Regions from separate parts of the Mus musculus genome. Here region 1 is linked to region 2. Evidence: chromatin loops called from intact Hi-C (ENCODE). Cell type or tissue: left cerebral cortex. All regions are shown on one strand. Each heading gives the region's core, and the rest is flanking DNA. Links, peaks and the distances in the headings are about the cores only. Region 1 holds the start of Mettl25 (methyltransferase like 25). Region 2 holds the start of Ppfia2 (protein tyrosine phosphatase, receptor type, f polypeptide (PTPRF), interacting protein (liprin), alpha 2).

Region 1 (11,119 bases), core at 1,319-9,318, 630 kb before region 2:
TGCAACCATTATTATCTGGATGCCAGAGCTATAAGGCAGTATGTGAAACAGATTAACTGAGAGCCAATGAGCAGGCTCAGTGGGTAGAGGCGCCTGTGCACCTTCTGACAACTGAAGGCTATCGATCGTCAGGTCCCATGTGGTGGCAGGCCAGAACTGACGCCTGCACCTCTTCTCTGACCGCCACAGATTCACGAAGGTAGGCTACGTAGGCATCCATACTAACAGGTCAGGCATACACCACACACACACAACAATAAATAAAATAAGATTTAAAGACAATAACAACTTAGGAAATAAGATGGAAAAGAGGCAGGAGAGGATGTTTTAAAAACATGATACCAAGACACCGCCAACCTGCTTTTACTATTTCTACCAGATACGGATGTATATAGGAAACCAAAAGTCAAACACACAGACCATAGAACCTTTGAGGAAAAATGCACAAAGCTTTAAAACTAGAGATAAAATCAATGAACGTATATTCATAATCAAGTAAGATTTCAAAACTACTTACCTGTTATCATATGTGAGTGTCCCATAAGACTCTGAGGAGGACGAGCTCTGTCAGATCTCACAACAACACACTACCCCATTGCTAAGATGTGCTGAATGCTTAATACCACATGCCAGGCAGGGTTAAACATTTTACCTGTCATCTGAGCAAGTTAATTGTTGCTCTTATGTCATTTGCAGTGGAAAAAACCAAGACTTGACAAGATGGAAACTGATTCAAATGTGCATACACCATCAGGGCAAATAAAACCTTGGCAGTCTGACTTCACACTCTGTCCTAATCCCCACGTTCCATTGCCTGCCACAGCAGCGGGCAAAGTCACCGAGGGCCTGACTATACGGGACCTGACTACCAGAACCAGGTCTGGCAACGTCTCTGGTCGAGATCAGCCTAGAGCGGTATGCTAAGATATTACACACTTGCTTATTTTTGTAGCCACTTTCTTTACTCTTCTTAACATTTCCTTCTCCACAGAAATGATCTTGGTTCCAGAAATTAAAATGTAATTTGGACATATGAGATGATTAATGTCTCTGAAAGGACAGTAAAATACTCGTGTAAGATTTTCTGTGGTATCTACTAGAAACAAGGAATGACTCCTGTTCCATGTTCGGTTGTAAAGCAAAAGTATTTTGCACACAGTATGAATGAACGGATGATGGATGGATGCATGCATGCATGAACGACAGCATATTTCAATGCACTTACTATTGTAGCATCATCAACTACGGAACTCTCCTAAGACTCCGTAGTGGCTGTAATCACTGAGGCCACTACGAGGACTTCAATAGCAGCACTGAGCCTGTTAGGGAAGCATAAAAGCTCGTTTCAGCCTGAATGTTGGCAATGTTAGTGTGAGACAATAGTGATACAGATCACAGAACACAGTATAAGATACAAATACGTGCTAGTTACAGACATAACTGTGCTATACGGGTTGGGGAAAATCATTATTCACACAGCCAATGGACCAGAATTTTAGGAAGATGCTGACAAGAGTATCTTCCTGATAATTATCTTCACAGTGATATAAAAATATCTTGTATTTATTTCTATAAATATTCTTATTCCTGACATATCTTTCTCTTTTCCAACCTCCTGTGTTGATCTTACTGTTAAAGTTAAGAAATCTTTTTATCTTTCACATTGTGTGTGCCTTTCATTTATGTCTAGCTAGCAACCTAGCCTGATGTAAATTGTCTTTCATTTGAAAATCCCTCCTCATCGCTGCTATGGGTCAAACCCCTTAGTTCCAGCACTACCCCAAAAGCCTCATGGTCATGTCCCTTTGGATAAAAAGCACAATGCCCACCCCTCCATGGTGGAAGAGTTGAGCGTGCTTTTTCTAAAAAGGAAACTTTTATCCCATGAAAATTTAATAAAACTTTTAAGGTTCTGGCTTCTTCAATAGTTGACTGCAAGATTTAATTGTTAATTGTTTAATAGCCAAAAGTTAAGTTTGTCTTTCTAAATTTAGAAAATGGGTTGTGTTAAATTCTACAAACTTTGCAAATATCCATCATACTGTAATGCACAAAGAGAACAAATATAATACATATTGTTGCTTTTAGTGTGAATCAATTATATGATCCAATTATGTGCTAGGATTTATCCTTTTTCTTTTTTTTGTCTAAACAACTCTAGCTTAATTTATAGTTGCATATAAAATGAAAATATATTATTGAAACATGCAAACCTTGCTTTTGGATGAAATAGTACACATTAAGGACTGACACGCAGATTTTTACTATACCAATATTAACATCTTAATGAATGCACAAATACAGTCCATCACTCTTTAAGCATCTTCACAATGAACTACATTACGTTTGAAAATGAAACTAAATATAAAACTAGAATTAATCATAAGAATTGAATTTAAAATTTCTTTACATAGCTTATTTTTTTTCAGAAATAAACTATACAATGTGACAAATTTAGAAATGCATTTGCTAAATAAAATAATAGATAAAAAGCAAAGTAATTTAGGGGTGCATACTATTGTCAAGTTGTAGTCATGGACACTAAAATGGCACGGAGACCCTCAAATATATAGATAAAGAACAGGGGTGGGGAGAAAGGTCAAGGCTAAAATGCTTACCACATAACCACGAGGACCACAATCTGGACCCTCTACCCTCCTAAGAAAGACAGATGAATACAGGAGCCGCCCTGTCCTAGGGGACTTCCTACTGAGATGGGGAAAGACCGTACTTGAGGAAGAAAGGGTTTATGTCCCAGTCAGTCCAACACTAAGGGAAATCAAGACAAGAACTGGAGCGGTCAAATCCCTGGAGGTAGGAATTGAAGCCGAAGCCATGGAGAAATACAGCTTCCTGGCTTTCTCTTCATGGCTCTGTCAGCTTGCTTTTTTATACAAGCAAGGACCACCTCCTGCCCAAGGGAAGCACTGCCCACAGTGAGCTGGGCCTTCCCACAATATTCTTGAATACAGAAAACTTCCTCCAGACTTGTCTGCAGGCCAGTCTGATTGATAAGAGGGCCTTCTCAATTAAGGTTTTTCTCTTCCCAAATAACTGAAGCTTCTATCAGGCTGACAGAGCTACCCAGCCCCTGGCTATAATTCCAGCTTGTGGGAGAGGGAAGCAGGGAATCCTTGGAAGGGCAGACTAGCCAGACTAGCCAAAATGGCAAGCTCTGGGTTCAATGTGAGACCCTGTCTGCCACACGACGGGTGTGGAGAGCAATCAAGGAAGACACTGAACATCAATATCAGGTCATAACACACACGTACACCCACATGCATGTGCGTCCCTCACAAGAACATACATATCCATATGTACACAGACCACACAAGCACATCAACATGTGGAAGAACAGTGTTTTAGTGAAGAACAGCTTGACTGTGGGGCAAACAGTAAGAATTTTATTGTACAGAATTTGAGAGAATAGCTTGAAAGCAATGTAACAACTGAGATACATACATGTTTTATGTCGTAAGAGTAAAAAAATGGCAGTTGATGATTGCTGGCAGATGAGGACACATTTTCCTCAGGGGTACAGCCTGACAAGTTGCTCATGCTCCAGTAAATAACGCTACATGCATACTCATACAAGCAATTCTAATTAAACACAGGGGGACGCACCACAGGCATGAATGCATGCACGCGCACACACAAAGACATTAAAGTCGGAAGGAGGCTAATTAGGAAGAAGAAAGCAAGGAGTTAAGCAGGAGAGGGAGGGAACAAAGCAAGGTAATGATGGGTGAATATGATAAAAGCATGCTATATACATGCACAAAATTTTCAAAATAATAAAAATGCCCTTTATATGCTAAGAAGGATTTAAAATGTTGACAGCTGATTTGAGACACACAAACAACTAGATTTGAGAAAACAAAAGCTGCATCTCATATATGTATCACATTATACACACACACATATATCTATACACATATACATCACATTCTCATGTATATACATCACACCAAGTACACGTACATATATATCACATCACATACATATACATCACATACATATACATATACAACATATCACATATACATGCATATACATCACATACATGTTCATACACATCACATCACATACATGTGCATATCACCTAACGTATCCTCTGGTCAATGCTTAACACATAGGATTTTCTTGTATTCATCTAGAAAGACTATAAAAAATTAATTCTTAAACTGCTGTAAATGAGAGAAATGAGAACAAAATCCCAGTTAGAAGGAATGCTTAAATTTGCATCGTTTTGTACAATTGCTGAGGTCTGTGATCTCCCCTGGGATGTAGAATTTGCTTAACCTCTTCCACTGCTGGATTTCCTCACAAGTTTAGAAAGAGCTTGTGGTAGATTGAACAGGAAAGGCGTCACAGATCATGTCTTCCAATGCTTGCCTACAGGGAGTGGCATTACTAGACTTGACTCTGTTGAAGTAGTTGGGACTTGGTTGCTGGAGGTTGTGTCACTCGTGGGTGGACTCTGAGTCTCAGCAGCTCACCCGAGGCCTAACGGCAGAGTCTCGTCACGCAGCCTGAGGATCAAGACGTAGGCCCTCAGTGCTGGAGAGATGGCTCAGCGGTTAAGAGCTCTTCCACAAGTTCTGAGTTCAACTCCCAGTCCCCACATGGTGACTCACAAGCATCTATAATGGGGTCCAAGCCCTCTTCTGGTGTGTCTGAAGACAGCTACAGTGTAATCAGGAAAAGAAAAAAAAAATCTTAAAGAAAAAAGAAAAGATGTAAGGCCCTTATTTAGCTCCTTCTCCAGCCATGTCTGCCTGCATCGCACCATGCTGTCTCTTCACAGAACTAGATGACAAAATCCGAAGGACTGCTTCCAATAAGTCAGCTCAAAAAACAGCTGGGAATTCATAAAACTCAAAAAGTTATCACGTCCAGAGTCTAGTCTCTGAATTGGTACTCAGACTTTTGCACACACACACACACACACACACAGAGGAAACAGGAAAAAAAAACTTTTAGCAAAAGCAAACTGCAGAACATACAATAGGCACCAATGAATCAAGCTATTAGTATATATAAGGTAATAGCCCATCAGGAAGAGACAAAGTTAAACAAAGGTTTGCTCTGCACTTAAAAGTTTTGTTTTCTTGTATTTTCTTCGTTTTTTTTTTCTTTTTGAAAGCCAACAAGAGTCACTTTTTTTCAACAAATATTTTATAGAGTACTTAATGTATGCCAAATAGTTTCCCACACGTTGGAATCCTGGTTAAGGCAAATACGGTTCCTGCTTTCTACAAGTTTATGTACCAGGTTATCAACGCAGAATACTATGGGAGCAAACTGAAAGGGTGTCTAACTTTCCAACAACCAGGAACTATTGCCCAAGAACCAATGTGTCTTAAGTTCTACCATTATAACCCCCCCCCCTCCATGGCCCCTACCTCCGCCCCCGGGGCACTTTGCATTTACAGGCTGCTTCAGTGATTAAGTAAGTTCACTAATGCTGACAACATCTGGAACACCTGGAAGCAAAGCACAAGCAATTCCAGTAGCTGCTACTGTTCCTGTTCCTCTATTTCCAGAATAGAATCTAAGTTGGTAGAATCTAAGTTTCTTGCGGGTATCAAACTCCAGAGCCTAGAAAACACCAGGGTGCATAACTGATATTGAAAATACAGTTTTCTTCTTCTTCTTCTTCTTTTTTTCCCCGAGACTGGGTTTCTCTGTGTAGACCAGGCAGGCCTCGAACTCAGAAATCTGCCTGCCTCCGCTTCCGCCTCCCAAGTGCTGGGAATTAAAGGTGTGTTTTCAAATTAACTAGCGAGCACTCAAAGCTTTCACTATCACCATCCTAATCCACGATACCTTGTGCCGAGTAGGAACTGGCTCTTATTGGTCCCCCAAGTCCACTTCTACTTTGTATTGATCATCACACAGCCTTTAGATGTTTTCAAAACTAAATTGTTGAATCAATAAATGAAGGAACGCCTCTTCCCCGGGTTGACTACTTTAAGTTGTGGAACTTGACCAACACCCAGATTAGAACCCAGAGGGGACCCCGCCCGTCTCCATCCATCCTCGCTATTCAGCTCCCTCCAATTCATCTCCTAGGTAACAGCATCCTTCAAGTCCCTGCCACTTCCGCCGAGTTCCACCAGGGGGCGCGCTGACAGCCCCCGCCCCGCCCGCCCCGCCCGCCCCGCCAGTCACCTGATCCCGTCTCTGCCTCGCGCGGCTCGGCCTCCACCGCCGACTCCCTCAGCGCCGCCAGCACGCTCTCAGGGGGCAGGTCGACCAGCTCCTGCCAGACCGACTTGGTGTAGAAGTCCACCGTGTGCGCGCTGGAAATGGCCAGGGCGCCCCTGAGGAAGCTCAGCAAGCCCTGTAACTTGTCGTGCAGCGTGGGCAGGTCCGGGGTCCTGGGCAGAGGGCAGGCCGCCGCCATGACGCTCATCCTCCGGGGCTGCAGGTGGCGCCAACATGGCCGCGCGACCCCTCTCTTCCCCGCCGGAAGCGGCTCAGGCTGAGGCAGTCGAGCTCCGAGCACGCGCCGGGTTGGGCGATTGATTGCTTCCGCCTCGTGACGTGTTAGGTCGGCGTCCACTGGCGTTCCAGGAACTCCCACCGTGGAAAAAGATGGCGCCTTCGCGGCCGTCTTCCAAGTGGCGGACCGGAGGGTTTGCGGCGCGTGGGGAAGGGATCTCTCAGGTCAGATTCGGAAACCAGAATGGGAAGCGCAGGACTTGGCGGCCGAACCCCCAGCAAGCCTTCCGGGGGAGCGTGCGCAAGGGTAAGGAGGGACAGCCGTGGAGGAGCGCTCGGGCCCGCCGAAGTCGAGGGAGTAGGATGGGATCCGGCTTGAGATCGGGGAAGCCGTTCCTAAGCTCGCCAAGTCCGAGAGCTTCTCAGTCCTTTGACTGAGAACCGGACGGTGCGGTCAGCTTCAGTGATTTAACGCAGATCTCAGGTCTAAGCGAAGACACGGGGCGTCTAGAGGTGCGCTTGGCTAAGAAGCACCCAGACATACTTGCATCTCTACTACAGCAAGTATGTAATATAGATACAATATTACATTAAAATACTCTGCCCCAAAGCTTTGATAACCAAAAGACACCACAGTAGCCCTCCAGTCTCATACTGCTGCCTTCCTTAGATTCGATTCGATGTCTTGTCTTTGAAGGCCTCTCGTTGCATGTCAGATGCTTAAGTGGTTTTTGTTCGATCTAAGAATAATCGACAGGTGTTCAGAAAGTTGTACAGTACCTCCCCCTTTTGTTTTGTGTTGTGTTTTGGAAAATAAGTGATTAGTAAGATCCTCCAAGGGAAAAATACTAGACTACTCTACTTTATTTATTAAGTGTTTACTGAAGACCCAAGTGAGATTGTATGTGGATTAAATAAAATGTAATTTGTGGATATGAGTCTAAATTCAAGGTGAGCAGTAAAGTTTAGTTTACTGTACTTAGAGTTTTTAATGTGATGTCTGACAACTCGCTGTTACCCTTATATTTAGGTAAAGGGCCACCTTGCTCTTCAGTGTACCATTAAATGGTTGCCTAACCTTATCTTTAAAGCAAAGCCAAGTAATTCTCTCATTTGAATATAAAGTAAAAGAAAAAAATATTTAGTTTTCATTTTCTGTTAAAGTAATTGTAACTGAAATCCTTCAATGTTAGGACAAGGTTTTGCATTTCGGAGAAAACTGAAGATCCAGCAAAATTACAAGAAATTGCTGTGGAAGGTGAAGGAGGCACCAGCGTCACAGGAGTCCCAGTTCACAGATCGTTACCCAGAGCACCTGAAACACCTCTATCTGGCCGAAGAGGAAAGACTCAGAAAACAGCAAAGAAAGGCTGGCCTGGCTTTGTCAGAAGAACAGGTTGACCGGCCTTTGCCTGAAGAGGAGGGCAGCACTGAGCAGACTTCCTCTGAAGAACCGCCAGGTGGTCACCAGCCACAGCCAGAAGAGCTGAACACAGGAAGGTAAGCACCTCCGTCTTCAGAAATTCCTCACTTTAAATGTAAAGAATGTTTTACTGACGACACAGGGAAAAATTTGTAAGAATCAGGATTTTTCTTAGCACTTTTTTCAAGTCATGTAATGGTATTTCATGGAGTCTCCCCACTTAGTGTTAAATGACTGAAAGAGGCTAGTTGAGCAGAGATGTCGAAAATAGGAAATGAGAATTAAGAGATCTGAGTTTTGAATTGCAGCCTCTCAAGAACATGTAATATAATTGGACCGTAATTAAGCGCAGTATTAATGTGTGCATCTTAATTTGGGGGTGGGGGACTATGTTTGATGTTGTAGATCTGGAAGCCCAACATTTAGGAACCTGAGTCCAGACAATTCCCAGTCCCAGGCCAGCATGGGCAACATAACCAGATACTAGAAAAACAATGCAGATGTGTAGCCATTGCCACTTTGGCTTATAAAGCCAGACTTTCCATAGTGGTATACCAGTGTCCACTATGATAGAAAGGATAGTATAAAATGATTTGAGAGCCACGGTGGACACCATCTTTTATAGCCTCATCCTGGATCATCTTCTCAGTCAATGATGTCCCTAAAGCATTACATTTCATGACATTTTATCATGTTCATTTATATCAAGTATTCTAAAACATGCCTGGTGTTTGGTAACTTTATGACTGCTAACTGCTGTTGTCTGTATTCTCATTTGCATTTTCTACAAAGGGTCCAGGAAATAGGTTGCGGTTAATGAAAACCAAGCAAGGGATGGTTTTATATGCCTGTAATCTTCTCAGAAGGCTGAAGCAGGAAGATTGCTGGTCATTCAAAGCTAGCTTGTGGTTCATAGTAAGATGCCATCCTATAAAACAACAAACATATTTAACACATGGACTTCTTCCTGAATGATTGCTGGCTTACCCCTGATAATCCCTGCACACAGGAGGCTTAACTCAGGAGGCCCCAATAGTGAGAGGCTAAGCTGAGGTAGATGGTGAGTTTCAGACCAGCTTACACTATTTTACCTTAAAACAAAACCCTGCTTACCCCTTGATTTTATTAGAGGTAGTTTGTAAGACTGTTACTACATATAATTCAAGCAAAACTGCCTTAACGTGCACAGCAAGGCATTACTTCAGATCTTAACTTTTTTTTTTTTTTAAACCAAAATGTTGTCTTTCAAAGCTAGGGCAAGGATTGCACGCACAAATCATATGCAGAATCAAGCCAGGTCAAATCCCATCATGGACTGGGGAGAGAGTTACAAAGTCCCATATGGAGCTTAGGAGAGTTTGGCAATTGATGGCTGGGGCGGGCGAGTCTGCCACGTCAGACAGCCCATGCCCCAGTAGGTGGCTCCACACCCATGCACGTGCACATGTTGGCATCAGGAAGCAGACTCGTTTTTTAAAAAGTACAAAAGATGCACATGAAGCTAGGAGGGGGAAGTGCAGAGAAGTAAGGGATGGGATGGAATTGAGGAAGAAGAAAAGGTGGGTAGGTTTGACCAATAATACTTGTAGGGATGTATATAATTCTCAATTTAAAAACAAAACTGAGCATTATTTGTGTTGCAAATAAGAAGAAAGTATGTAGTAGGAATAAAAGAAGAAATGAGGGTTGGTGGTATTTTGTTTTTGGTAGATTCCTCTGTCAGGAAATAGTAGGTGAGACAGGTCAATCCTTGGAGCTCATTGGCTAGCCCCCTGGTTTGTGGAGAGCCCTTGTCTCAGATATGGTGGTGAGCAGTGCCTTAGTCTCCAGACATGTCATCCACTATGCCCAAACCTACAGGAACACTCATGTGCATGAGGATTAGAAGTGAAGAATGACACTGTCTCACACTGACGTTTTCAGAAGTACATAATGGAAGCAAAAAGCCCATTGAATATTTGAGGCTGGGGGATCAGGATTGTCTTGGTAAGGGCAGTTTGGAATGGTGGAGCAGAAATTGTGAGTCAGAGAGTCAGTAGTGAGTAGGAAGTCATGACTAGTTTACTCATGTAGACATTTACTCTGGTAATGGAAGACGTGCATTTATTTGTAACTGGGAAGCTACCAAGTCAGGTAACAGGTGACACTAGCGACTGCCCTTTCCAGTGCAGAGCACAGCAAACGAAGGCTGTGTTTGCGAGGGATGACTCGTGCTAAGAGGAGGAGGCAGACACAAGGTGACCACAGCAGTCACATACAACTTCTGTTGTATCCAGTACTGGACGTTCTATCTGCTCTAATAGCTTACTATCCATTCTGACTACACTTGTTAAATATTTCTCCCCCAAAATCTATTTACCGTCCTTTAATCTGTAGTCGTGATTATACAATAGCTTTAATGTCTTATTTGGGCATTTTCCTTTTGTTGTTGCTGTAGGTGGTATTGGTAATTCTTTTCATGCTTTCTTCAATTTGTATTAGTAAAGTTTTTGTAGATACTGGATCTGACACAGTAGCATAATTTTGGCTAAATCATTTTTGAACAGTTTAACTTCCCTATCTTAATCTATCTTGCAAGTTCTGTGACTTTTCCAAAGAATAAGAAAAAGAAAACTTCAAACCAGAAGGCACAAGAAGAGTATGAACGAGTACAAGCGAAGCGTGCTGCTAAGAAATTTGTAAGTCCTACTTAGTGATTCTGGAGCCTTGTTTCTCTTTCTCTACCATGTGTGCAAGCTGTGCTTCTTAGGATTGCTACATAATGTTATCTGTACCTACTTTATGCTTTACTCAGTAGACTTGTAGAATTGTACAATGTTCAAAGTCTTTGACTGGCTCAGATAATATTACTAGGTCAATGATAAGATTTAAAAAAAAAAGCAAGCAAGAAAATGTTGCTGGTCAGATAATGACAGCAGCATCTGTGATAATGTTTCTCAAGCTATGGCCTAGGAACTGGGTTCTTTAGCAAGTTCCTTGAAATAATTTTATGTGCTGTAAATTTGAGTTCTGGGGACCTAATTAAGACAATTAATGAATGATTTTCAGACGTTGTTAAGGCAGGGCGTCAATATGTAGCTCTGGCTGGCCTGACTCAGAGACCCGCCTGCCTCTGCCTTGTCAGTGCAGTGATTAGACACGTGCTTCACCACCTCGGCCAGCTTCTTATCCCTGTGTGTGTTTACAATAAATGTGTGCTTAACTGATGTTAAGGAATGTGACGGAGCATCCTGAGCACTTGAGAATCTG
Region 2 (11,119 bases), core at 2,169-10,168:
ATGTATGCATAAAGGATGACAGCGTTACGCACTAATTGATCAAGTAAGAAGATACTTATTTGTTTGTGTGGCAGTACAGGTACACAAGTCAGCAACCATGCACACTGTAATTTTTATGTTAAACAGTATTTTTGTAGAGATAACAACTAGTATACAGTATGAGCATTACAGTAAACACGAAAGGCAATGAAACAAAAGTTGGCTATTACAATAGTATTTAGTATGAGTTTTGTTATCAGAATAAACCAATTAATTTAGTCTATTTTATTTTGTTTATGAGTATATTGCCTGTATACATGTGTGTACATATTATGAATGGTTAGTACCCAAGGAGACCAGAAAGCATCAGATACCATGTATATGGAGGAACAGAACATGGTAAGCTGCCATGTGAATGCTTGGAATTGAACCTGAGTCCTCTCCACCACTAAGCTATTCCATCAATCTCCATTTAATTTGTTATTACTATTTTTTATTAATTTCTTAATAATTGGATTATATTCATTCCAATACTTTTTATATTCACCAAACTTCCCAAACTCCAATATCTGATTGTCTTCTTTTTTATTTCATAGGTCCATGGAATTAAATTTGTGATGTCCATATAATCTTTTTGTATGGTCATCCACTGGAGAATGGTCAACCTACCAGGGATCATTCCCTTCAAAAACTGTCTATCTCTGTCTGTCTGTCTGTCTGTCTGTCTGTCTCTCTCTCTCTCTCTTTCTGTATCCTTACTTTCTCTTTCCCAACAGCTATCACTTAACAATATATCTTCTGCTGGGGGTAAAGACTTTGTGCCTACCTCCCTGTCCATGCTGTGGTTTTGTGTAGCCTAGGCTTTTACTGTCTTGTGCATGCTCCCAAAAAATTCAGTGATTTCGTACATAAAATTGCTGTATTGTGTTTGGAAAGCACAGTTTCATTGTCATCATCTGCCCCTTGTGACTCTGACAATCAATATGCTCCCTCTTCGATGATCATCATGAGCCTTGTGGAGAGGGACATGATATAAATGTTCCGCTTAGAAAGGAGGCTCTGATTCTCTGCACGTTGAGCAGTTATTAGTCTCTGTATAAATCACCAGCTATATCAGAAGGAAGTTTCTTTGTTGAGGGTTAGGAGAAATCATTAATCACCAGAACCATTAGAATTTGGTTTAATTCTCCATGTAGGAGAATAACAGTAGTTGGTTCTCCTTCTAGGGTTTATAACCTATCAGAACAGGTTTATGGTACTGATCATGGTCTCAGTATTGGGACTAGATATTATGGAACAAGTCTAAATGACAAATAGAAAGTATTTGGTTACTCTCAAAACATTTTACATGTGTTTAAATTTTTATATACTAGCAAAAGTTTAATTTTTTTCCTCTTTTAGGTGTTTTTTTTTTTTTTTTTTTTTTTTTTTTTTTTTTTTGGTCCCAAGAAGAAAATGAAGTCATGGCTAAGTCTTTGCCAAAATGTCTTTATTCTTCTTCAGAGTTAGTTTAAGGCTTTCGCAGGCCCTCTTGATACTATGAAGAGAGCTCTTCTCACTAGTGTGGTGTGAGGGAAGTGTGCCATTTTTGGTTTTCTTGGGAAGTATGCTTTCTCCTTTATTTCCATATAAGAAGCAAAAAGCAGGACACAAATGGGGAAAGGAGCCTGAACTACATTTCAGTAGAAAGTAACTGCTCCCTAATTCTTGAAGGTTGAAAAAGAGAAGAATTAATTGCATTTGTATCTGACCTTCTCTATGCATTGACTTGTTTTTCACTTCCTCAAAGTAATAGAGCATATTAAAATTGTAAGCCTTTTCTTTAGAAAATGTGTATGTTGCTTTGGCTTACCTGGAATGCCTATGGAGCCTAGAAGTCAGACATCTGCAAGTGTCTGTCTCTGCCTTCCAAGTGTTGGAATTAAAGGCATACATTACAAGACTCAACACACTACATGCCTCTTAAAAAAGTGGAAATAACTGTATCTTCAGTCCTTTTTAAAAAATTAAGTCTTTATTTTGTTTATGCTTTTACTCTGACTTTAAGTCATTAGTATATTCTGAATATTGATCCTCAATCAGATGTTTAGCTGGTCAAGGGTGAATCCCACGCTGTTAGCTTCCTCTTCAATTGGTTGACCATTTCTATTGATGTACAGAACTAGTAATATTTTTTAAATCCTATTTGCCAGTTGTTTGTCTGTGGTTTTCACCTCTCATCAAATAACTTTATTTTTGGAGGAGATGGATATCATCACTGAGAACTATAAAGAGTAAAAGTATAGACAGCTGACTTTCTGGTACCCATCTTCAGTTGGTAAGTCCAAAATCTAACTCATAAACAGAATGCTCAGGGAGCATCATGGAAGAGGAGGAGAAAAATCGTGAGAGACAGAAGACCACAAAGTCTGCTTTGAATAGAAGAATTTTAATCCAGGGTCCTTTCAGCAAAATCTTGCTAGTGTATGCAATGGTGTCAGCGTTTGGAGGCTGATTATGGGATGGATCCCCGGGTATGGCAGTCTCTAGATGGTCCATCCTTTCGTCTCCGCTCCAAACTCTGTCTCTGTAGCTCCTACCATGGGTGCCTTGCTCCCAATTCCAAGAAGGGGCAAAGTATCCACACCGTGGTCTTCGTTCTTCCTGAGCTTCATGTGTTTCGCAAATTGTATCTTATATCTTGGGTATTCTAAGTTTCTGGGCTAATATTCACTTATCAGCGAGTACATATCATGTGAGTTGGCTCATTTTTTAATACCACCTGCCACTACAATTAATTGCTGCTGAGAGGAATTAGTCTTCTGGGATGAGTCCCTGATAAGCTATCTGATCCTAACTCGTAGCCATATGTGGTAAGACACACACACACACACACACACATTTTGCCAAAATGCCAAGATGGTTACCTATATAGTTGAAATTAGAAGATACTGAGATATACACTTGTTCTATTCAGTTACTACTTGCCTTGTATTTGTATCGAAACCATCCTTATATGTGAAAAATTAATTTGTTATTTACTAAATCTTTGTTATTTTCATTGCTTATCCTTAATTACTTATTTTCTTTGGCGCATTATCTTATGAAACTGTATTATACATTCGAATCCATCTTGATTAGCATTAACATAAAACATTTTTCGCACACATCATGAATTGTTTTTGTATCACTAATTGGCAGTGTTCCAACTCACTATCACAACATCTCTAGTGATGTACAATGAAAGATTTTGCTTCCTGTTCCTGTGGCCTTAAGTTCTGCTGACCTAGAAGTTTTGGGTCCTGACAGGGGAGTCCTCCTGCCAGGAGACAAAGCAAACATTCCATTGAATAAAAAGTTCAATGGACTTCCTTCCCCTGGTTACTTTCCCTGGTTATGCCTCTGATGTTCTTAAGCCCAAGAGGCTAAGAAAGGAATAACAGTGTTAGGAGGATTTATTGATCCAAACTACCCAGTATTGAGATTCTACGAATGACTTGTGCAGAGGAACTGTAGTGGAATTTAAGATTTAACAGAATTAAGGGGCTCAAAGCCATGATACACCATAGTGCTTTATGGGCATTTCATGGACCTTCTGTTTCAATATCTCAAAGTTCAAAGTAGAGACAGAGAAACTATGAAAAACTTACAGAATATTTCTCATCACGATCATCAGATTTTCTCAGGAGACTGAAGGTCTCATGGTGAATGGTAACTTCAGTATAGTGTCTCTAAAAAGCTAAGCTGCATTGCTAAAGGTAGGAGAGGACACTTCTTGCCAGCATCATTGCTTTGGTAGAGACATTAATTGCAGGGGAGTCAAGGAAGTTCTATGGGGATAGGCTTTACACAGCTGGATGCCATGGGAAAGTCTATTGCACGCATGCTGCATGGGAAAATTGTGTTGCTTCCTTGCAATGGAGATAAGGAAGATTATGCAGGAGCTGCACAGAATCCTTTAGGGCATTTCTTGTTGTTATGTATTGTGTTTAAAGTCAATCGAGAACTAAAAAAATCCAATCCAGGAAGGACACAACAGATCTGAATTCTTCATGAACGAAGGTAAGAGTCACTCCTTTCAGTTCTCAAGAACTACTGAGGCGCTTTCTAAGGGTGGGAGAAAATAGAATGTGTAATAGAAGACGGTATTTATAGCCACTAGTAGAGGGTACATGACCATATGCAGAAGTGCACATTGCAATAATGTGCTTCCATCACAGTTTGAAATACTATATACATTGCATATATATATATACATACATATATATATATATATATATATATATATATATACATAAACACACACACACACATACACACACACACACACACACACACACACACACACACACACACAGCAGATATAATGTACTAAAAGGCCAATCATTCCACCGCGGACATTGCCCATTGCCACCTGTGATAAAATATATAACTCATTTGAGGTTTCTAAGTGGGACAGATGTGTCATGCTAGGTAGAATTATGCTGGCTATTTTTTTCATTTGGAAATTATGTATGACATAAAGAGGTGGAATTTTGTTTGTCAAGTTCACAAGTTGACATCTTGATATTCAACTTTACCATATTTGGAATTAACTATAACCCAAGCTGCTGAATATACCTCTGTGGGATATTCTTGATTGGGTCATTCGAGGAGACACATTAAACCAGGGTCATACCTTCTGATAGCAGCCCACATAAAAGGACCAGGAAACACAAAGCTGTTGATACTTTCCCTGCTTGCTCTCTCTTTCATGGACAGTTTCATCTATCCTGTGGTTGAGAAATTCCTTTCCTGGTACCAGAACTTATATCTTTGGCATCGCATACAGCCTGGTGCACTCAAAGAATACAGGATTCTTAGCCTTTCCATTGAGAGACAGGCATTGTAAAACCAGCCAGACCACAATCTATAATCCATTTATGTATTTTCATTATATTGGGTCTGTTCTTTAGAGATTCTGGCTAATACTATTATTTCATTTGATACTCAGGACATGTATAATTGAAAAATCACCCACTATAGTATACATAAAAGTAGTTTTGTGCTATACTCCTTTTAAACAATAAATATAGAAAGTAATATTTGTAATAAAATGTACAAAAGAAGCATTATATATCTATGACCATGATCCTATATGTATCTACGAACTAAATTCATATTTTCATCTTATGCACTAATACTACTAAATGTAGACAATTATATGGAGATAGTTTTAGTTCACCATACTGTTTAATTTACCATCTATTAAAATCAGTGGAAGCCAGTGATGGCCTTAACATTAAAACTGTTCATATATAATAAAAAGTACAAAAAGACTTTTCACTTCATGAATGGATATTTAGTAGCTCCTTTATTTTTTTACATTTCTGTGAATATTTAGGCAGTGGTTATCAATGTGGGATGCTGAGATAGCTGGACTAGTATCATTTTGGAACTTCTCAGGAATTATAAGGTTGAGACAGACAGCACCTTTGACCTGAAGGATGCATGGCTATGGGGGTTGAGACCAAGCAAGGTTCATTATAAGAAGCTGCCTTGGATATATATATATATATTGTATGCTGAATTGGATGGACAATAAGCTATAGGAACATTCACAATGGTGTTTCTTGTGTTCTTGCTAATGGGATAATCTAGTGCTTTTGCAAACTTCTTATACGAACCTTTCTCCATTTTGATAGGGAATGACTGTTCCTAGCGGCCAATGTTAGCGTGAGACAAAATAATTAGCCTCTGGACCTGGAACATTCCAATCAGTCCATTAGTCTCAACAGACACAGCTTCTTTGAGGGGGGAGATTTTGTTCACACCAATGCAGTGTATTGTATAGACATTGTTAAGAGTGTGGCCTCTCAGGATCCACCCGAGGCTTAGAGTCCCAGCATCTACAAAGAACTAGGACACTCAAGTGAGCATGTTTGAGAAATAGTACTTTATGTAGCATATAACAATAATACTATTCATCTACTAATGTTTAATATTTTTACACTCAATTCTTACATTGTGATGCGAAACTTGAATAACAGTCCAGGAGAGAAAGGGATATAAATCATATGGCTCATCTTAAACTTTACTGTAGAGTCATCAACTAGTTAAGTTCTTCCCCCAAAAGAACTTCATCTAGTGATCATACTTCAGTGAGTCAGGATGTGCACATCATTTCTCAGTGAAATCTGGATTCTGCTCTTTGGGGCTTCTAATACTGCTTACTCTGGACCCTTGCTGTAACTTCTATTCAATGTCTACTTGATGCTTAATTCTCTTTGTGTTCCTTTAGTGCATCAGTATCTTCCTCTCTCAAACATTTCCTTAATGTATTGGTTTTTATCTACTGGTGTCTCCTTATTCTTGATCTATATGAATGGACACACACACACACACACACACACACACACACACACACACGGTCGGGGAGAGGGAAAAGAGGGAGGAAAGAGACAGAGGGAGGGAGAGAGTCACAGAGAGAGACAGAGATGCTTGAGGGAGGAGGAGAAATGGGGGAGGGGAAAGTTTCTGGGGACTAGAACATGTTCTTGGGGCTGCCAGACTATTGAAAGCTGAAATTCAGTCATGCAGACAGGGAACACTTAACATGAGATCCTCAGCGCTAAGGCAATGAATGGAGGCGACCTGAAGAGGTAAGGCAAAGTGACAGACCCAGCCACACCCTAGACTGATTCAGGTTCCGGTGAGCTTGACTACCTTGCCTCTGATTCAAGAGAAGAAAGCGGCAGAGAGCCACAGCAAACACAGAAGGCCACAGAGCAGGAAGGTTCCCAGTTCTCAAAAGCACATGCCAACACAAGCTTTCCTGTAAAGATGATTGTGTGGGAAAAGCGCAGGCAGGGCAAAGAGAACCCATTTATACTTTAGATCACCCGTGGTCCTCGCCCTCATCAGGAGCATTGAGACCAGAGTGATCCTCAGCAGCCCCGGAGAAGCTTTTGGGGAGAAGAGTGGAATGTATCCACGAGCGCGTGTGCGTGAGGAGGAGAGAAAAGACGTGATGACTTCAGAATTTATTTAAGGGCCGCCGGTGGAAACCACTGCGGCAGCTTCCAGGGGAAGCCCTTGTTCCAGAGGAAGAGGAGGTGGAGATTGCCAAGGAGGAGGAGGGGAGGAGACACAGAAGGAGGAGTATCCTAGGCTTGCACTAGGCAAGTGAGAAGATGCTGTAGCATCCTCACTCAGTTCCCAGCAGGTTGGTTCTGTCGGCCAACTGATGCAAGCAGATGAATTGCAGAGGGACTGGAAGGAAAAAAAAATTGTTGCAGCGGGCGGAGGCAGCGCGCGATGATGGGGCGGGGGTGTCTTCGGAGGTGGGTGGTGTGCATGTGTGTGTGTGTGTGTGTGTGTGTGTGTGTGTGTGTGTGTGTGTGTGTTTCTGCTTACCTTCCCAGAAAAGAAGCACCTCCTTTAAGTGAAAGGATACACCCTAGAATAGAAGTAGGCTGGGCACCCAGAGAAGACCTGTCCTGCTTCTAGCATCCCCAGGGGACTCACTTCCTTTTAACCATCAAACTCCCAACATTTACCATAAACTTCACAGGGGCTCCGGGTGGGGTATTGGGTGGAGAATGTCCCTTCCATATAGGTACTTCCCACACTTCACCCCAAAGTTCCTGTTTGGAGGGACACGTCTTCACCCTCTCTGGGTGGCCCGGGATGCCAAGGGGAGAAGTTATGCTACGTTAAGTTTCTGAAAGTCAGATCCAGTCCCGGATTACCATCTCTCCGCCCCGGGGCTCCTGCTGCACGCGAAAGTGGCGGCGGCGGCGGCGGCTGCCGCTGCTTGGGCGGCAAAGGGACCGCGGCTGCTTTAAGAACCGCCTCCCCCTCTCTTCCCTTTGACAATGGTCTGAACCGAGCCCTGCTTCCCAAAGCAAAATTTGTAATATGCCATTTTTCCGATGGACCTTTCTCCTTTTGGCTGCTGACGGAGCCACGGGAAGATGCCGAACTGCTGCCACGTTAGGAAGCCAGGGCACGTTCCAAGAGAACGCTGGGGCTCGCGAGTGTCTAAGCTGTCTTTCTCCTCCCGTTGCTAAGGAAATGGTCCAGGACTGCTGGGTGTGAGCCTCACCTCTCCTCCAGCCGAGACTGCGGTTGTCATTGACAATTGAAGAAACAGGACCTGAAATAAGAGACATTAGGTACAGAAACTGTATTCGAGTTGCATGGTTTCTCTTCCGCTTCGGGTTTTTTCCCCCCTTGACCACCTCCCCAGCCCCACCCCGCCCCCAGGGAAGAGGAGAGGCAAAGTCCTCCTTGTGGGTATTAGTTACCTTTGCTTTCCACCCATCTTCTCCATCCCCGATTTTTCTAGCTCCTGCCTAGCTCGTTCTCTCCTGGGGCTGATGAACAATTTTAGTGTGGAAATTATGAAGTCAACTTCTTTCGGGGTGGTGGGGGTGTGGCTGAGCAGTAACTGTCCAGCAGTGTGGGGTACGCTTGCTGTTTGACCATCCGAGCAGGCACAGAGGTAAAGAAAGTGAAAATGCTTCCATTAGACATGGTAGGAATATTTCCCGAGGACAGGGGATTTCAAAGAGTTAAAGAGGAGGAGAAATATTCGTGTAATGTAATCAGACAATGGCTAGGCTTTCTCTTACTGAATTACTCCTTTAACGGAGACAGAGCTGGGAGGGTTCCGAAGACTAAGTAAGCCTTTGCCGAAGAAGAAACTTGTTACAGAGAACGACTGCTTCTTTGCCTGTGGTAGTGTATAATTTCTAGAAATATAATTAAATGAAGTTATCGACTTACAGAAATAAAAGTCTTTTGGAATGTTCTTGTCTGAATAGGTATAGCTCCTAAGAACACATATTACCAAGGATCACACTGGATCTCAAAATTCTTGCTGAATGACTCCACTGGGCATTCAAAACTTTTATTTTGGATTCTGAGAGGTTTAGAAGACAGTCAAGGTTATATCCTGACAGCGTGGGAGTTGGTTTTCTTGATATAAAATTATTCGTGCTAAATTTAAGCACTGAGATAATTAAACCAATCAGGGTTATTATTTTTCTCTCTCTTAAAAATGAAATTTACACTGTCTGAAACTGGGTCCTGAAACCTTCAATAGTTTACGTGTCAAGTCATCTCTATCTAGATGAGGTTAATGCAATTATATTTCACATTGACATAAAAGAGGGATAATGAAAAGGCAAATTACCTCAGCAAACTGTGAGCTCACTCGTCTCTCAGTGATGGTGTAATGTTTGCAATTTTAGTTCCAAAAATGGCTATAAAAGCAAAATGTGATATATCTGGGTGCAATACACAAGATACTGGATAACCATACCTGCACTGTGCCAGGGTTCTATAAAATACTCTTCATAGGATTTTAATTACTCCTAATACACTCAAGCTGTGCATTTGGGAATTGTTAGACTATGTTTTATGGTACATACAAGTACTTTATAAGATTACATCAGAATCTGAGGTCTCACATATTAACCAACCTAGCCCATAAAAGTTGATTTGGTTTTTGTAGACTGTTTATTGTTTGTTTGTTTGTTTGTTTACTTTTCGTTTTAGAGGAGAAGATTCTGAATTTAGCCATTTGTGTTGGCTTGGAAGAAAGTAGCATGCATTCATTTTCTGTCCTATGTAATTTTGCATGGTTTGAATTTTATGAATTGAATTTGGAGAGTTCAGAAGTATCTGCTAGGATTACGGCTATAGACCTACAAGCAAGAGTTTTGATGTAGAATATTATTTCTGTAAGGATAAATGGTGACCAGTTTGTAACAGAGAGCATGCTTGGGTTTTTATAGTATTTTTTATATATGACACTGTGTGTTCTTTGTTGGATAACCCACTGGAATGCTAAAAGTGGGAATTTTATAAACAAATTATAATTCTTTAAGGAAGGAAACGTGTTTTTCAAAGGCAAACCAACTTGCTCCATTTCATGTTTCAGGGGTCAGATAGTCCTGTGTTATCACAGTGTAGATTGGATAGATTTTCTAAACTTTCCATCCAAGTATCTTTTGGCTGACCAAATCCACAGCCATCCTTCACACTAATCTTAAGTCTTAAGTTTGTGACTGTCCAATGTCTCCTGCTAATAGCACGGGGTTGCATCCAAGGAGTCTGCTTTAGTTGAGTGAAATGTATGCTTGAAGTAATGGAAACAGTTAAATTCTCCTTGGAACTTAAAGTTGTTAGCAATGCCTTTCCTTTTGTAAAGGTATGATTTAAAATACCTTTACAAAAGATTGAAGAATATGTAGATAACTGTATTTCCTTGCACACTTTGTTCTGCTACTTCGCTTTAACCTTCAGTGTCACAAATAAACACACAGGCTCACAGCCATGTCTCTCAAGAGTGTCACAGTTATTCCATGTGTGAATGCCATGCATGGCACGGCACGAGGACTAACCCTTTCAAATAAGCCAATGTGTTGAAAAGTTTTTGTGTGTTTTTCAATTAGTGAAAAAATAAATGTGTAGCAGTTAAAGTAGAGGAATGGGGATTCTTAACCGTTGTGATAGTGGATGAATGAAAATCTAAATGATAAAAAGTGTAAAATATACATCAAGTACCAAATGTTTGTCGGCGTGAAAGGGGGTGTGAGCGTGTCTGTAAAGACATTCTACATGTTTGCTCTGGAACTTATGCTACAGTAGATATGAATTCAATGAGTCAAGGTCCTGTCTTCGGATAGCTCCATGTTTTAAGTGATGAACACTGTTCAAAGTATTTTGAGCTATTTTGAGAAATGGTCAACCCTTTCTTTCCTTTTCCTAGAATACTTATCGTAAAATGATTTCCTTTCTCTTTCTTGAAGCTTTTCTCAATTTCCAATGGGTCAGGACCCAAGAGTTCAGAAATAATTAAGTTTTGTTCCTTAACGACTAAGTTTACACGAAGAAGCACATGAAAAGTAATTAAATATTGAACTGTTAAAATTTGACATTTTATTTCAAAATATCACCAGAAAGTTTCCCTAAGGACATATATGTAGACAGAAAAGTGAATTGACCTTCCGTTATAAAGTCCCGAGAAAGCTCTGGGACCCACAACCAAACCAGGCTTTCCTCAAATCGGACCTTCTGCAAATCAGGCTCTCCAATAGCTTCTGGTCATCACACAACTAAAATTGAGAAAAATTAGACACTTAAAACTTAAACACACACACACACACACACA

Evidence for each region. Hi-C counts contacts between places; a loop is a spot of excess contacts. Peaks named below come from ENCODE experiments on the same cell type or tissue, not always from the same donor. Only the 100,000 strongest peaks of a DNase experiment are listed, where the experiment ranks them.
Region 1: a loop joins it to region 2, with 3 times the contacts of the local background. A loop is called at or near these places in 3 of 42 quality-filtered maps.

The regions. Positions count from the first base shown.
Region 1 is chr10:105,834,902-105,846,020 of GRCm38, forward strand. Mettl25 (methyltransferase like 25) reads right to left here and starts at 6,479. Exons shown (of 12, transcript NM_207522.2): 1 at 6,175-6,479. The coding sequence starts at 6,418. Ccdc59 (coiled-coil domain containing 59) reads left to right here and starts at 6,578. Exons shown (of 4, transcript NM_025602.3): 1 at 6,578-6,754; 2 at 7,641-7,947; 3 at 10,449-10,548. The coding sequence starts at 6,601. In left cerebral cortex, for the core only: CTCF peaks have their summits at 6,104 (motif pointing right) and 6,308; a DNase peak (open chromatin) is centred at 6,497; H3K4me3 peaks cover 2,073 bases; H3K27ac peaks cover 1,288 bases.
Region 2 is chr10:106,462,478-106,473,596 of GRCm38, forward strand. Ppfia2 (protein tyrosine phosphatase, receptor type, f polypeptide (PTPRF), interacting protein (liprin), alpha 2) reads left to right here and starts at 7,833. Exons shown (of 32, transcript NM_001205341.1): 1 at 7,833-8,114. In left cerebral cortex, for the core only: no CTCF peak of the experiment used is centred there; DNase peaks (open chromatin) are centred at 6,158, 7,036, 7,767 and 8,374; H3K4me3 peaks cover 3,140 bases; H3K27ac peaks cover 2,249 bases.